Linked DNA regions of Mus musculus: region 2 is linked to region 1. The links are chromatin loops, found by intact Hi-C in ENCODE. Cell type or tissue: gastrocnemius. All regions are shown on one strand. Links, peaks and the distances in the headings refer to the core of each region. The heading gives the core; the rest is flanking DNA.

Evidence for each region. A loop is a pair of places that touch in the nucleus more often than their neighbours do. Peaks named below come from ENCODE experiments on the same cell type or tissue, not always from the same donor. Only the 100,000 strongest peaks of a DNase experiment are listed, where the experiment ranks them.
Region 2: it touches region 1 in a loop (3-fold over the local background); 5 of 42 quality-filtered maps call a loop at or near these places.

What each region holds. Positions count from the first base shown.
Region 1 is chr9:121,692,891-121,701,220 of GRCm38, reverse strand. Sec22c (SEC22 homolog C, vesicle trafficking protein) reads left to right here. Exons shown (of 7, transcript NM_001164562.1): 2 at 5,479-5,687; 3 at 8,148-8,311. The coding sequence starts at 5,506. Among named protein-coding and RNA genes, the nearest start is that of Sec22c, 8.0 kb to the left of the region's middle. In gastrocnemius, for the core only: CTCF peaks have their summits at 3,265 (motif pointing left) and 3,467 (motif pointing left); DNase peaks (open chromatin) are centred at 3,341, 3,524 and 4,321.
Region 2 is chr9:121,825,679-121,834,008 of GRCm38, reverse strand. It overlaps Ccdc13 (coiled-coil domain containing 13), which reads left to right. Exons shown (of 16, transcript NM_028384.1): 2 at 56-282; 3 at 2,984-3,132; 4 at 6,634-6,776. The coding sequence starts at 62. Among named protein-coding and RNA genes, the nearest start is that of Ccdc13, 9.6 kb to the left of the region's middle. In gastrocnemius, for the core only: CTCF peaks have their summits at 2,894 (motif pointing left) and 3,603 (motif pointing right); DNase peaks (open chromatin) are centred at 2,903 and 3,610; H3K27ac peaks cover 238 bases.

The DNA.
Region 1 (8,330 bases), core at 192-8,191:
GGACAGCCAAGGCTACACAGAGAAACCCTGTCTCAAAAAAAAAAAAAAAAAAACAACCCTGTCTCAATCAAACAAAAAAAACAAAGCAAAAGCAAAAAACCAACCAACCAACAACTAAACAAACAAAAAGCCACCCCAAAACAGTGCCCCAAACAAAGAGTCGCGCCATATAAAAGGTGAACGTGGACGTTTGGTCACCTTCCGTGCTTCTGCTGACACAGAGCAGTGCCACAGAAACCTCTCTCTCTCCAGTTGTTGTGTAGAATCTTCAATGTATCGTTCAGAATTATGGCGGAGACACTGCAGAAGTACATTTCTAGTTTCGGTGAACAGAAATAAGATGACTTCCACTTTCTCCTCAGTCTGCTCAGCAGGGTTCGTTGTTGTTGTTGCTGCTGGTGGTGGTTGTTGTTTTGTTTTGTTTTGTTTTGTTTTTCTGAGACAGTGTTTCTCTGTGTAGTCCTTGGTGTCCTGGAACCCGCTCTGTTCCATCCATCACCACTACCCGGCTAAAATATTTACTTTAAATTTTGTGTGCTCCAGGTGGCCAGGCAGACAGCAAGCACCTTTACTCTGTGTGATGTGTCAGGGCTTTGTTCCAGACCAGCCTTGAACTTGTAGTCCCACCTCCGCCTCGGTGCCAGGATGGCAGGCATCATCTGACCCAGGTTTGCACTCCTGTTTTAAATTGAATGCTAGCAGTCTCTGAGGTAGCTCTGTGTAATGAACCCTGGATCTTGTCATAGTATCTTCCAATTAAAAACGCCGTCTAGGTGAGGAGCAGCCGGGGATAAAAATCTCTCTCGGCTCACAGTCATCAGCACCACAGTTGTGAGCGGAGAGGGCCGTCACGTCGATGATCACATTTACGTACGACTCTTGTAGAAAGAAGCCCACCACGGAGACCTGATGCTAATTTCTTCTTTTCTCCTTTCAGTTTCTGAAATACAGTCACAGGAAAGATGTTACAGAGACATTGCAGAGATATGACAGAGAGAGCTACCATGAGCTCTTCACATTTTACTTATTTATCTGTGGTACTAAGGATTGAATCCAAGGCCTTGTGCATCTAATTCTGACCCGCATCCTAGCTCTTTATTTTTGTGACAGGGTCTTACTGCATAGCTTAGGCTGGTCTTGAGAACATTATGTAGAGGAATTCATACAGTATGCAGCCCCTTTTTTTTACTTTTTCTTGATGATGATGATGGCAGTTCTGAAACTCAAATCTAAAGCCTCACGCCCATGTTATTCAACATTTCCACTAAATTCCCACCCAGGATGTGACCTTTAGATACCAGATTTTCTCAGTCAGCAGAATGCTCTGATTTAATGTATATTATACATATTAAAAAACCCTGTTATATATATATTAATTAAAAACAGGGTTTCTCTGTATAGCCCTGGTTGTTCTGGAGCTCGCTCTGTAGACCAGGCTGGCCTCTAACAGAGATCCACCTGCCTCTGCCTCCCACATGCACCACCACCATGTGACCCTCTTCATTCTTATTTTAGATTTATCTTATCTTTCCTTAAGTGTATATGTGCATGTCTCTGAGTATGTGCACGTGAGAGCAGAACCTGGAAAAGCCAGAAGAGGCTTAGACTACATGGGACTGGAGTTACAGCTGGTTGTGAGCCACTATGTGGGTGCTGGGAATTGAACCTGGGTCTTCTGGAAGAGGGAGGTGGTGGTTTTAACTGCTGAACCATCTCTCCAGCCTCCAGACTGGTTTTTAATGTGAAGGTTTTCTGGTTTTCAAGGCTGCACCACCCCCTGATTCTGAGTAAAGTGAGCAGGTTTTGTTTAGTGGTGGGAGATGTGCCCTCTCCCTATTGACTGCTTTGAGGTGCCAGTTCTTCCAACACTAGGCCTGAGATGTGTCACAGAAGGGATTGAATGTGATCCCACCATTTGCCTTCCTGCTTCCTTTTAGACTCTCTTTGTGATTGTTTTATAGCTGATTCCCAGGGTTTTATCTGCACTTAGTAGGGCCTGGAAACGCCTCCTCTGCACTTTGGAACAGAGCAGCCACAACTCCCTGCTCTCCCCTTTTCTTGTATGAGTCTTGGAGGTAAGGTCTCACTCTGTAGTTCCAGCTGACTTTGAACTCAAGACCCTCCCCTCTCAGCCTCTGAAGAGTAGGGATAGCTGGGCCGTAGTCACACCCTCTTATTAGGGTGTAGGTTGCCCTATGGCAGCTCATGGCCCCAAGCTTACAAACATCAGTCCCCACAAAGAGCAGCCTCCCTTTCTTACAAGCTCTTCTTCCATCCTTGGGACTGTGGTTGTTTGCTCGCTGTGCTGGATGTCCGCACTGGGAGTTTTGTCCAGAGTGCATGGATATTCTACCCCTGAGCTTTAACATCCCACCCCAGCATGCATGTCACTAAAGGAAAATAGTGTGTAAAAGCGTTGTCTCCATTTTTAAACTTGTTCCTCAGCACCTCAGGCAGCTGCGTCTCAGACCCTCAGACACGGGTGACATGTCCAATGTCACCTTTATTCATTCCTCAGAGATAGCTTGAAGGATTTAAAGGTTTCTGTCTTGGCAGCTCTCGTACAGCGGGACAGAGCTGGAGGCAGCTAGAACTTTTAGTTACCTTATTGAGGAAAAGCAGGTTTGGTCAGTAAAAGCCTTGTTGGTGAAGTCTAGGTCTTCTGGGTCCTTCAGATAGCAGCCAGACTGGTTCTTAGGATTACTGTCACCAACCAACCCATTTCCCCCTTGCAGTCTTAGTGGGCAGTTGAATACTGTGGGTGTTCTACGTCAGGGTGTGGGCCTGCCTTAACCCTTCTGCTATAGCTTTGATTCATTGACTTTTTCATTTTTCTTTCCTGTGCTACACTGACCACGTGAGGCCTCGTTAGGAGTTAGTGTTTTGAACCCTAGGGTTGTTCTGTTCTCAAACTGATCTTGTATTCTTCCTCTGTATCAGTTTAAAAACATTTCAAAAATGTTCTTAAAAACCAGTTCGGTCCTGACAGTGGTGGCGCATACCTGTAATCCCAGCACTTGGGAGGCAGAGGCAGGTGGATTTCTGAGTTCGAGGCCAGCCTGATCTACAGAGTGAGTTCCAGGGCAGCTGGGGCTACACAGAGAAACCCTGTCTCAAAAAAAAAAAAACCCAAACAAACAAACAAACAAACAACAACAACAACAACAAAAACCCCACAAAACCAACCAAACAAAAAACCAGTTAAGTTGACCTCTGCTCAGTGTGCTTCGCCCCTGGAATCAGTCTCAGCACTGGCAGTGCAAGGCTCTGAAGCCTACAGTGCCCCCTGGTGGCCACTGGCAGTGCAAGGCTCTGAAGCCTACAGTGCCCTCTGGTGGCCACTGGCAGTGCAAGGCTCTGAAGCCTACAGTGCCCTCTGGTGGCCACTGGCAGTGCAAGGCTCTGAAGCCTACAGTGCCCTCTGGTGGCCACTGGCAGTGCAAGGCTTTGAAGCCTACAGTGCCCTCTGGTGGCCACTGGCAGTGCAAGGCTCTGAAGCCTACAGTGCCCTCTGGTGGCCACTGGCAGTGCAAGGCTATGAAGCCTACAGTGCCCTCTGGTGGCTGGCCTGGCTCTGCAGGTGCTGTTGGGAATTTGAAGCCTGGCTTTTTTTCTTAACAGCTGACTAGTGGAAGTGCTAGACCAGGGGCATTAGAAGAGGTGGCTGTCTGACAGAGGGCAGGAGTCAGTCCAGTCTGGCAAGCCTGGAAGGTTTTGACATGAAGGGGTTGAGATCTTCCTTGCTCTGTGTGTGTGTGTGTGTGTAGGTATGTATGTAGGGGTCTGTTTAAGATTGTGTGTGTAGGAGTGTGTAGGGGTATAGGGTGTGTGTGTAGATATGTGTGTGTATATGTAGGTGTGTATGTGGGAGGTGTAGGTGTGTGTGCATAGGTGTGTGTGTGTAGGTGTGGGGGAGGGTGTGTAGGTGTGTATGTAGAGTTATGTGTAGGAGTGTGTGTAGATGTGTGTGTGTAGGTGTGTGGTGCATAGGTGTGTGTGTGTGTGTGTGTGTAGGTATCTATGTGGGTGTGTAGGTGTATGTGTATATAGGTGTGTGTCTACCTGCCCCTGAGAAGGGCAGACCAGAAGCCAGGAGTGGTGTTGGCGTAAGACTGTCTTCCTGGCCTGTGCCACTAGTGTATCTATGAATCCTGCTAAACAGAGGGCCCATCAGACTTGATCACAAAGAGGGATGTGTAGCATGGAAGAACTAGCCAGAGCTGTTTTGGCCACCAAGGTAACCCTCCGAGGCCAGCCCTTGCTGGGCTGAATCACACACAAATGCGTAGGCCCTGTCCTGTCCAGATGTGCAGTGAAGTCAGCGGGTAGCCCAACCCCTGCCAGCTCTGTGGCCGTGCAAACATGGTTTCCTTCTGTCCTGACAAGTACATGGCCCAGATCTATTTCCTTTTGTTTCTTAATGTGTTCACATAGCATGACCAAATGTTTAATATCGTACCACGGTGTGATTTGCTAACCCACTCCCTTCAGCCATCTGTGAGGGCTCAGCCATCATCTCGAAGACTGACTGGCTTTATATCAGAGAATAGAAATTCCGGAGGATGTGCTCCGTCAGCTCTGCAGCTGCCTTCTGCCTCTCCCTGCCACCACCACTGCCACTACAGCGCCCAGACTCCGGCACAACCCTCCATTTCTTAGTGTGGCAATTGAACTTCTTAGCGCCTTCTTCCCGGGTGTATTAGTCAGAGTTCTCTAGAGTCACAGAACTTATGGATAGTCTCTAGATAGTAAAGGAATTTATTGATGACTTACAGTCGGCAGCCCAATTCCCAACAATGGTTCAGTCGCAGCTGTGAATGGAAGTCCAAGGATCTAGCAGTTACTCAGTCTCACGCAGCAAGCAGGCGAAGGAGCAAGAGCAAAGACTATACTCCCTTCTTCCAATGTCCTTATATTGTCTCCAGCAGAAGGTGTAGCCCAGATTAAAGGTGTGTTCCACCACACCTTTAATCCCAGATGAAAGGCGTAGCCCAGATTAAAGGTGTGTTCCTTAAACTCGGAGATTCAATCTTCTGGAATCCATAGCCACTATGGCTCAAGATCTTCAAACCAAGATCCAGATAAGGATCTCTAAGCCTCCAGATAAGGGTCACTGGTGAGCCTTCCAATTCCGGATTGTAGTTCATTCCAAATATTGTAAAGTTGACAACCAGGAATAGCCACTACACCGGGGTAACCTGACACACACACCCTGCTGTTGGGGCAGGCGCTTCTGGTCCCTATAGGGCCCTCAACTCTGTAACCTGCTGCTGCTGCTATTGCTCCTGAGCCCTGCTGGCCCCACCTCTTTCTCTATCCCTTTGTCCCTCGTCCCAGTTTGCTTCGTTCTGGGAAGGGAAGTGTTCAGTAAAGAGGAGAAGAAATGTTACAGATGAGGGAGGGAAAGCATTGGAGGTGAAGTAGGACAAACTATTTGCATTTCCTGGCCTCACTGACAAAGGTCCTTCCTTTCCTCAGGTGTCCCCATGACTTCTCTCTCGGACCATGTCCATGATCCTTTTTGCCAGCATCGTACGGGTGAGGGATGGACTGCCCCTCTCAGCCTCCACTGACTTTTACTACGCCCAGGAGTTTCTGGAATGCAGGAGGCAGCTCAAGACCTTAGCCCAGAGGCTGGCCCGGCATCCAGGCCGAGGCTGTGCGGAAAGTTGTGACTTCCTTATCTAGTACGTAAACACTTCTTCAGGACCTGAACGTCGACGTGGCGCTGCTAAAGGCAGCTTGGGTAAAGGGGGGTTTGGTCTCGGCAGTCCCAGGCTGCGTACACTTGGGACAGACTAGGGGAGGAATGGTGTCCATCTTCAGAACCCCGTTGGAGCACTGGTCATTCCTCTGCAGTCAGAGAGCACCCACGTGTGTGCACCTTCTCCTGTGGGCACCCTTCAGCTGTTTTATTTTCCACTTAGGTACAGTAGAGGGAAGATGATAGGAAGCTACAGGAAAGTGCCAGTGAGGGAAAAGGAGAGACACAGGCTTTCCCTCAGTCCGCTTAGACTGTAGCTGAGGCTGCCCTTGAACTTCCCATCCTCCTTTAACGAACAGGGGAGTGAAAATGGCTGAGGGTGGGTCTCTCTCAACTCAGAGACTTAAAGTGAGACATAGATTCTTGCGTTAGTACAACAGGGGAGGCCCCACTGTAGGATGGGTGCTGGCGACGCTGCCGCTAGAGGCTGTGGGTGCTTCCTGCCCTAACAACTTTCCTGTGCTTCCAGCGGGCGCACTTGGCTGGGTCAAGCAGGTCAGGCAGGGTCACGTGTTTTCCAGAGAGGAATTGAGGTCAAGCGACTTAGCCCAGGCTCCAGCGAACGTGCAAGTGGTGGAACCAGGATTTGAGGGCAGCCAATTGGTGCCCAGGTGTGCTGCCCATGTTGTTTGGTCCTTTCTTAACGTTGAGACTTGAGGCAAGAAGCCCTCGGGGACAAGGCAGACTTAAACAGCAGAAGGGCTTGTTACAGACTTTACACCTGAGATTTTACATATGCCTTTGTTTACCAAGTCCTTCTTGTTCCCTTCTTATAATTCTTATAAGTGGTGAGAGAAGTTGGGGGTCATTTTAGGCATTCTAGGGCCACTTGGTCTCAGAATCATAAAAGAAATGGAAGGTGTCAGCTATGCTGGGTGGAAGGCTGAAGGGTGCTGGCAGGCAGGGTGGTGGCTGGAGACCTGAGCTGTCACCTGCAGAGCAGACTCCTCTGAGATGCCACTGCCGACACCTCCTCTTCTTCTTCTTCCTCTTTCTCTTCCTCCTCCTCTTCCTCATCTTCCACTTCCTCCTCCTCTTCTTTCTCTTCCTCCTCTTCTTTCTCCTCCTCCTCCTCCTCCTCCTCTTCTTCCTCCCCTTCCTCCTCTTCTTTCTCTTCCTCCTCCTCTTCCACTTCCTCTTCTTTCTCTTCCTCCTCCTCTTCTTCCTCCTTTCTCCTCCTCTTCCTCCTCTTCCTCCTCTTTCTCTTCCTCCTCCTATTCCTCATCTTCCACTTCCTCCTCCTCTTTCTCCTCCGCTTCCTCCTCTTCTTCCTCCCCTTCCTCCTCCTCCTCTTCTTTCTCTTCCTCCTCTTTCTCCTCCTCTTCCTCCTCCTCTTTTTCCTCTTTTTCTCCTCCTCTTCCTCCTCTTTCTCTTCCTCCTCCTCTTCCTCATCTTCCACTTCCTCCTCTTCTTTCTCTTCCTCCTCCTCTTTTTCCTCCTTTTCTCCTCTTCTTCCTCCTCCTCCTCTTCTTATTTCTCTTCCTCCTCCTTCTCCTCCTCCTCTGAGCACCTTCTACACGAGTTCCAAGAAGGTGGTCTGTGCAGGACATCCTTTTCCTGAAAAAAACTCTATGGTATCACAATCAAATCTAAAAAACATGATGGTAAAATGTTCTGCTCTGTTGCTTTTTCTTGTTTTGCTTGTTTTTATGGTGCCAGTGGTGGACTCCAGTGACTTGTGCACAGTAGAAAATGTGTGGTGCACATGCACAAATGTATACATAATGTGTGGTGCACATGCATGCGCACACATGAACACATAAGTGTGTGGTGCACATGCACACACGTGCACATATAAATGTGGGCACACAGGTACACATAAAGGTGGTCACTCGAATGCCATGGCATGCACGGGGAGATCTGGTTTCAACTTTTGGGACCTGCTACTGTCCCCTCACTTTGTGAGATCAGGCATCTCTTGTTTCTACTGCACTGCATATTATGGCCTAGCTCACCTACGGCCTTCTGAGCAATTCTGCCTCTATCTCCCATCTTGCTCCAGGAGCGCTTGGACTGCAGATTCTCGCCACCACATCCTTAATGTGGATTCTGGAGCTGTAACTCGGGTCGTCAGCCTTGGCCGCAAGCTCCACTACTTACTCAGGCATCTTGGCAGCTTTAGTCTTTTCTTGAAAAATAATTAAGTTAGATTTATCTTATGTGTATGAGTGCTTTTCCTGTGTGTATATGTATGCACCAAGTCTATGCCTACAATCCTAGGAGGCTGAGGCAGGAGGGGCATCAGCTAAAGGGCCAGCCTGGACTACATAGAGAGATCCTGACTTTAAAGCAAAGAAAATAAAAAGATAGACAACAGCAAAGAAGACAAGGTGGGGTTGTTTGGCCTGTTTCCTGGCAGCTCAGACGTCTCCTTCTCTTTCAGTTTTTCATCATCGGGGGACGTGGCCTGCATGGCCATCTGCTCGCGCCAGTGCCCGGCAGCCATGGCCTTCTGCTTCTTGGAGGCTCTGTGGTGGGACTTCATAGCTTCCTACGACACCACCTGCGTTGGCCTGGCCTCCCGGCCTTACGCCTTTCTTGAGTTTGGTGTGTATCTGTCTTTCAT
Region 2 (8,330 bases), core at 105-8,104, 130 kb before region 1:
GTGCTAGTCACGTGCTAGTCAGTCGTACAGTCAGCTCTGGCTTCTCTGTTCTCAGGGCAAGATGGCGGCTGATGAGAGCTCGGCAGATACTCTGCGACTCCAGTTCAAGGCCATGCAGGAGCTACAGCACCGAAGGTTACAGAAGCAGATGGAGAAAAAGAGGGAGAAAGAGCTGAGCTGTCAAAGCAAAGCTGACAACCAGGAAGGGTTCATGGTGATCCCGGATGGCCTCAGCCTCCTCGACACAGAGGAGCAGAACCTAAAAAACATATTTGAGAAGAGGTAAGGACCCTTCGGCCACACTGCAGGCAGGTGGAGAGGGCAGGGGTGCAGTGGACACAGTGCAGGCAGGTGGAGAGGACAGGGGTGCAGTGGACACAGTGGATGCAGGTAGAGAGGGCAGGGGTGTAGTGAACTCTCTGCAGGCAGGTAGAGAGGGTAGGGATGCAATGGACACAGTGCAGGCAGGTGGAGAGGGCAGGGATGCAGTGGACACAGTGGATGCAGGTGGAGAGGGCAGGGGTGCAGTGGACACAGTGGATGCAGGTGGAGAGGGCAGGGGTGCAGTGGATGCCGTGCAGGCAGGTAGGTGGAGAAGCAGGTGGAGACAGCTGGTTCTCCTGGGCAGGTGTTTGGAAGTTCAGAGTAAGTTTGACACAGATGTCTGAGGCCTCTTGTAGCTGACAGAGCTGTGCTTTCTGGGCGAGCACTGCTAGGCTGTGTATTTAAAGGCAGACAGAGAGACTGTAAGTGCATCAAGCCATGGTTAGTCCAGCTTCTCTCTCACTTTGCTTAGACCTGTGCTTCTAAGGACTGGGGTGGACTTGATAGTTTGTAGATCCTTTGGGTTCTTTCACCTCTGCCAGCACTGGCCGCCCCCCACACACACACCCGGAGAGATATTAGCACATAAATGTCACCCTGTTCTGAAGCTCTGCAGATTTCTTTAGTCATTAGTGTGAAAGTTGGAGATATCCAAAATGTTCTCAGTGCTCTGGACCTGACAGTTGTAGGGCTATAGGGGTCCCGAGTCCGCTCTGCCACAGGACTTGAGCTGCTTGGGAAGGTGGGATGTGGGAAATTTTTACTGCGCTTACCTCACATGGGTTCTGAGTGGGTGTTGGGCTGTGGGAGGCTGCGGGACACAGCTCTGGGGTTAGGGGGTGCAGTCTGAGATTCCAAGGAAAGCCGGAGCTGGCTTGGGGGTTCCCAGGCCTACAGGGAGACCTGGGCCATCTGATTCTCAGGCTCTTGGGCACCCAGGCACCGCTGGAAACCACAGAAGAGCTGAGAACAGAGTGGGGACCTGCGGGCTGGATCTAGCCCCGGGATGAGGGAAAGTGGGGGAGAGCTCCAGCTGGGTCCCACGGGGAAGAGAGTCCTTGGTCTGTTCGGTGGGTGGTTTGGCTTGGGCTTGATGGAGGCCGTGGCTAGGAGTGCTGAAAGGCCTTCTGTGGGAGACTAGATGGCCAGCTCTTTAGGTGAAGGCCTGCTCCATTGCTCCCCACGGCGGCTCTTGATGAAAAGAGGCAGTCCATGGTTTTAAGGCATTTTTTGTCATGACGGAAAGTGGATGAGTAAAAACCATACCCCAGTTCTCAGGGTGGGCCTGAGGTAAGATACCTTTTGCAAGGAGGAGTGTCTGGGAAAGGGTATTTATTGGCTAAGCCTCCAGGCCTTTAGGTACCTCATTAAAATGGAGATCTGTCTTGAGGCTGTGTGACCACAAGTCACTCACATCTTCTACCTGTAGAGGGGCTTGGGGTATTGTCGTTACATGACTGATGGCCACAGATCTATGGAGGGCTGCGGCCTGGTGTCAGGAGCCTGGCAAAACGCCTGCCGTCCCTCAGGGTCACTGGGGTTTCCAGCCTGTGCTCGACCAGGAACCAGGCTGCCTTTCATGGTTCTACAGTGCCACAGGAGCACGCAGACCTGTGTAGGCTGCCGCAGTACCTTGTGATAGCCTTGTCCCAAAGACCACAGCCATTGATGAGTTGTCTCTTTGCTTTTGATCTTGCCCAGAATATTTTTGCTGGATTCAAACTCATTTTTTTATGGTTTCTTGGTTTTCCAAATGACCTATTGTAAAATGCCAATGGGGGGGGGGAGCTTTCTCAATAATTAAAAAGTCCTATGGCTCTTAAATTTTTACCTCAGCTTGATCCAGACCTATCTATAGTGGGCCTGGCCCCAAACCATAGACAGTGGAGCTGACCTTTGGTGGAGTGACGTCAGGCACAGCAGCGCTCACAGTGGCCCTCACCTACAATCCCTGTCTTTCATAAAGTGCTTGCTTAGCTGTTTCCAGGGCCTGCTCTGGGCTGTGTCATCTGCCCCTCCCATCACTCTGGGCATGGTCTCATGCCTTTGTAAAGACAGGAACAGCAGATCCTTGGCTATCTGACAAGCCAGTCTAACATAGTTGGTGTTTTCACACAGGCACATACATTCATACACACATGCACACACACAGACATGTTATCCTGCAAGGGTATATAGAAATTCTAAGTCTTAATTAAAAATTGAGGCTGGTGTCCAGGTTTTATGTGAACTTGGCTTCTAGGCTAGTGAGTCACCCTGTCTCAAAGAAGGTAGATGGCATGTCTGAGCATAACCTCCACAGTGTTCTCTCAGCTCCACACGCATGCACATGTGCATGTCTGCATACATGTGCATCTGCACACACACAAACACACTCGTACACATGGACACACACACATGAGGATTTTTATATAACCCATATGAAGAAATAAGCAACGCTACCTGAGTCTTCTTACATAGCACATCCACACTTAATCACCCAGCTCTGAGAACAGTATGTTTAAATCTCCTCTCTTCTCTCATAGTGTTGGTCTTATTTTGTACAGACAACTTCTTAGTGCCCCCTAGTGGCCAACTCTGATACTACAGGTGTAAGCCAGCTGCAGAGGCCTGGGCACTGTTGCCTGTGAGGAGCAGTCGGTCCACCTTTCCCTTGCAGGGTGTTGGAAGATGAAATCCAGCATCTTCGCAGTGAGCTCCGGGAGACAGTCGATGAGAATGGGCGACTATATAAGCTGCTGAAGGAGAGGGACTTTGAGATCAAACACCTCAAGAAGAAAATAGAAGAGGACAGATTCGCCTTCACAGGTAACTCAAGCGTGGCTTGGAGTCCAGGTGGGTGGGCCCAGTTGTCCTGTAAGAGAACAGTGCCGGGTCAGGTGTGCTCACAGTAGTCGATGGGGTCTCTCTCTCCTTGGTACTTGGCTTACATGCTACACACACCTGCTGTTTGCTGCAGATGGAACGTAGGCTCCTCTATGAAAGGTTTCTACAACCCAAACACCCTCGACAGATGCCACCCTCAGCAGCCCTGTAGGTCTGGGCTGCACTTTAACTCTGGTGGAGAACTTAGCACCAGAGGTGGGAGAAGGACTCTGATTCTGCAGGTCTTCACAAGGGGTAACCTTGGCCCTGTGAGTGTGGGCTAGGCACAGGCTCTGCAGTGATGCCTCTGACCCAGCATGTAAATTGGTGGGGACTGTGCCTCTGATGGCATAGTGCTCCTGTGGACCACAGCAAACCTCCCAGGTGAGTATAAACAGAGAGCCAGTGCCATCCACCAGGGGGAGCAGTGGGACTGCCCTGCTCTTTCCAGAGCCCCTCCCTCCCTTCTCCCTAAACAGGTTTGGCAAAAGTCCCATCAGGAGGACTTGAGCATCCCAAAGGCCCCCAGTAGCTGGATGCACCTCTTCCTTCTGTTCTTTGGCTTTTCCTATCTAAAACAGAAAATACAGGAAGACGAGGCTTTGGGTTGTGGGGATAGACACTCAGCTTTGCTCCCTGCTGCTCAGGGGCATGGTTGGGGGTGGGGTGTGTTGGTTAAGCCAGGGCTCCAGGGAGGGGGGGGGAGGGGGATCCATCCCCACCAACAGGAAGGGTGGGTGGGCAGGGCTTGGGGTGGTTCCTCCTCCCCAGCCTGTACTGTTGCTTCACCTCTTCCATCTGCCAACGCACACACATGTGCACACATATGTACACACACCTGTGCTTTTCCTGGGGCTGCTTTGCTCTGCTCCCCATGCTGAAACTTGGTCTGCTGGTCCTCGCTTTCTGAGTATTTTCCCTGTCCCCCTCCCCTCCCTCCCTTCATTTCTCCCCTCCCCTTCTCTTCCCTCACATCTGTCGCTCAGGCTGTTCTAGAACTTGGGATCCTTCCTCAGCTTCCAGCTCACCACCAGGCACAGCTCCATCTCTTGCTTAATTCACACTAAGCATGGCATATACTCCAGTTACAATTAGTTACTCTTTCTCCACTTGCTGAGGGCTGCAGGAACTTTAGCACCATCTAGGTCCCTTTGTGTCCTGCTTATGTATTACAGTTTTGTGGGTTTATTAATTTTTTTCCAGATAATATCTCATATAGCACGGGGCATACTCTGTTTTTCTGTGTAGCTAAATCAAGCCTTGAATTCTTGATCCTTTTGTGTCTAACTTCCTAGTATGGGGAGTGCAGCTTGCACCACACACAGCTTTTAAGTGTAGTATGCCATCTGGAAGTGTAGCTGTCTGGAAGAGTTCAGGGTGAACGCTGAGCTCTGCTCTTAGCTGCTCTGTGTGCTGTAAGGACTGTTGTCAGGTGCTGGCCTGTCTGCTCGCCTACTCTTCTGACCTGTTTATTCCCAGGGCTGCCGCTTCAGGACTGAGGCTGTCGGGGGAAGGGCTGGGAAAGGCAGGGAAAGGGTGCTGTCACTGGGTCCTCCCGCTCCCAGGGCTTCCTTGGACAGTCTTCTGCTGGCTAATTGTGGATTTTTGTTGCTTTTGAGTCCTAAGAGGAAATTAGTCCCAGGAAGACCGTCTCTAGGCCACTCACATTTCCTTTACGAGTGTTAGTGTTTTTTTTTCCTAGAAACCACCTATTGCATACATTGATCTGAGGAGTGTGCTCCATGACAACATGGAGCAGGGTGTTCACACCACAACTGACCCTGAAACTCAGCTCAAATGGAGTTTCTTTACCTGCTGGAGCGCTTCCCTGTGTGCTTGTCTCTTTCCGTGGTCTGAGGCTTAGAGGGAAGTGACGTTTATTTTGTTCTTCCAGACAGGATTTCTCTGTGTAGCCCAGGCTATCCTTGAACTCACTTGTAGACCAGGCTGGCCTCCAACTCAGAGATCTGCCTGCCTCTGCCACCTGAGAGCTGGGACTAAAGGTGTGTGCCACCACCATTTGGCAGGGAAGTTGGCAGGGAAGTGACTTCTAGTTGTGTCCTGACCGAGCTCCCGCTGATCCTGGGCGCAGCGCAGAGAGGCCAGGCTACAAGAGCTCTTGCTGCTCACCAGGTAGCCCCAGCTGGCACTCATCCTCCTGCACACACCTCCTCCCCACGCCCACCCCAGCTTCTCGGGGCTGCCTCCTATGTTGAGAGCCCCTTCCCAGCACTCTGCCTCTTGGCTGGATCCCTCCCTTTTATTAACTTAGGCCACTGTTCACACTTCCTCTTCTCTCAGAGGCCCCTCCCTGGCCATCCCTGTCTAAAATGTCATCACCTACCACAGGCACCCCTCTTCATTCCGAGCACACGTTCCTCCCACATAGTACACACTTAGTTCTGTTTATTGTCTGTTGGGACTGCTGGAGGATGCGCTCTCCATTCCTACCGAATCACTTCCACTGAATGAATCTGCTTGTCTTGGTCATGTGTTACCACAGCTCAGTGTAACTCCCAACCACGTGGATCTCAGCAATATTGAGCGCTAAGAATTTATTCATGGGGTCTAGGGAGCTAGTACCCTGGCCTTGCAAACATAAAGACCTGAGTTTGATCCCAAGTATCATGTTTTTGAAAACACATTGCACTTGTAGTGCCGTGCTGGGGAAGCAGGTGGGGCTGGGGCTCCCTGGCCAGCCAGTATAGCTTCTGCTCTAGGCCAGTGAGAGGCTGGGTCTCAAAACCAAAAGGGTGGACAGCACCCTAAGGTTGACTCTGATTTCCCTACACACCTGAACCTATGTGCATGTATGCACACATACAGCATACAGTGTACACACACATAAAACACACATCAGCATGTGCATGTGCACACACAAATAGCATACAATGTATGCACATATAAAGCATGCATCGTTATGTGTGCACACATACAGCACACAATGTGCACACACATCTGTACCTTCTTTGGGGTTTGGCTAGGGTGCCACAACTTTGTTCCATGTGTTCCTCTTTAGGAACCAGCCAGCTGACCTTGGCTAGAGATATCTTGTAAGATGGCATAAGCAAGAAACCAGTTGGACTGTCTCCCTGCACACTCTCTACCAGCCAAAGCTGGTATCGGGCAGATACAGAAAGGTCAGGGGCTATGCCCTGCTCACTGAGGTTCATAGCTCACTCTCTGTGCAGTTAAGATCCTGGTATCTGATTATTTTTCCAGGTCTTAGTGATGTAGCCCAGGCTGAGCTCCCTGTGTAGCTGAGAATGGCTTTGGACTTCCAATCCCCCTGCCTCTGGCTCCTGACTTGGGATTACAGGCATTGCGCCCAGCTGCCTTCCGATCTTATAGTTTGCCTGCAACCTGCTGATGCTCTGAACAGCTGTGCAGATTTGAGGTGCAGGTTGTGTTTTTAAATGGACCTTGCGATTTCTTTCATTTTAGGGGCGTCTGGGATGGCTGGAGATCTAGTTGCCACCAAAATTGTTGAACTGTCCAAAAAGAACCGGGGGCTGATGGCCGAGTCAGAGAGCGCAAAGGTCAGGATAAAGCAGCTGACCAATCGCATCCAGGAGCTGGAACACCAAGTAAGGGCCTGGGCTGCTCTTCCTGGGGAGTGAACTCCAGAGAGAGGCCACACTTGGAGGTCTTGGGTCCTTATGGAGGTCACAGGGCACAGCTGTTTGGAGTGAGATGCCTGGTGTCTGCCACATGCAAAGAGAGGAAGTATGTCAGGCAGCTAGGGGACACTGGCCATTGAGAAGAAGCCTGGCATGGTCTGGCTAAGGGCGATGAACACGGAGTTTCACTGTGAGATCTGCATCTGTTCGCATGCCCCACACCTGTCTTGGTTCCCCATCCAAGTGGACAGCGTTGGCCCTGCTGCCAGGCTGCCTGGGAATTGAGAGATGTTGTGTTTAACTGTGTAGGACAGAGCCTAGCATGTAGAAAGCCCTAGATAAATGTGCTCAGCCTTCTCCCAGAAACCCCCGTTCAACTGAAGCCACATCCAGAAGCAGTGACATGATGAGTTCTGTCTCCCCCATTTCGCTGTCCCTTCCTCCCACCTAGCCACAGACCTGTCTGCTCCAGCAGGGCACAGCCCCATGGTTCTGGTTCCTGAAGAGTTGGAATGGCTCCTCAGACTGGAGCCTCTGTAGCCTTTTCTGAGTGCAAAGTCTATTTTCGAGTCTCTGCATGATCCACCCTGGTCCTCAGAGCTGGCACTAAGGAAGAGTTTATTCATTCTGCGATGTGTTTCTGGAGAGTTGGCTCATGTTCTGAGCCACTCACTGGAGGGAATAGAGTAGGCATGGGTGGTTCCACTCCTGGGAGATGGTGCTGTGTGGGAGTGTGGCACAGCACAGCCAGGGCAAAGGAAAAGGAGCGACACCTTGACAGGCAACAGTGGCAGGAGCTGCTTGAAGGGGCTTTCCCAGCAGGCCCAGCCAGAGGCTGTGGGAACAACATCCACTCAAAGGGCCTTGAGACCCATAGTGCCAAATGGGCAGAAAGTACAAGAGACCAGTATGGCCAAAGCCTATATAGGATGATGTCAGGGATGTGAGAGGGGAGGCCATGCCCCAAATCAGATTGACCACCATGTATGAAGAACAATTGAAAAGTCACTAAAGGGTAGCTGCCTACAGCAGGTTCTGTCACAAGGCTGTGCCCATGTGGTAGCCACCCTCTGTCTCACCTGAAACCCAAAGTCTTTGGTTCCTTTATTCTCTGCCTTCTGGGCTGAGAGTGTCTTAATTTGAGTTTTATTGCTGTGAAGAGATGTCCTGACCATGGCAACTCCTATAAAGGGAAACGTTAACTGGGGCTGACTTATAGTTCTGAGGCTTAGTCTGTTATCATTGTGGTGGTTTGAACAGGAATGGTATCCAAAGAGTTGTGTGTGAATGCCTGGCCATAGAGAGTGGCTCTATTAAGTGTGGCCTTGTTGGAGGAGGTGTGTGTGTCACTGTGGAGGCGGGCTTTGAGATCACAGATGCTCAAGCTATGTCCAGTGTGGTATGGTCTCCTGCTGCTGCCTGCGTATCAAGCCGTAGAACTCTCAGGTCCTTCTCCAGCACCATGTCTGCCTGCATGTCACTATACTTCTTGCCAAGACAATAATGGAATGCCAGTCTAGG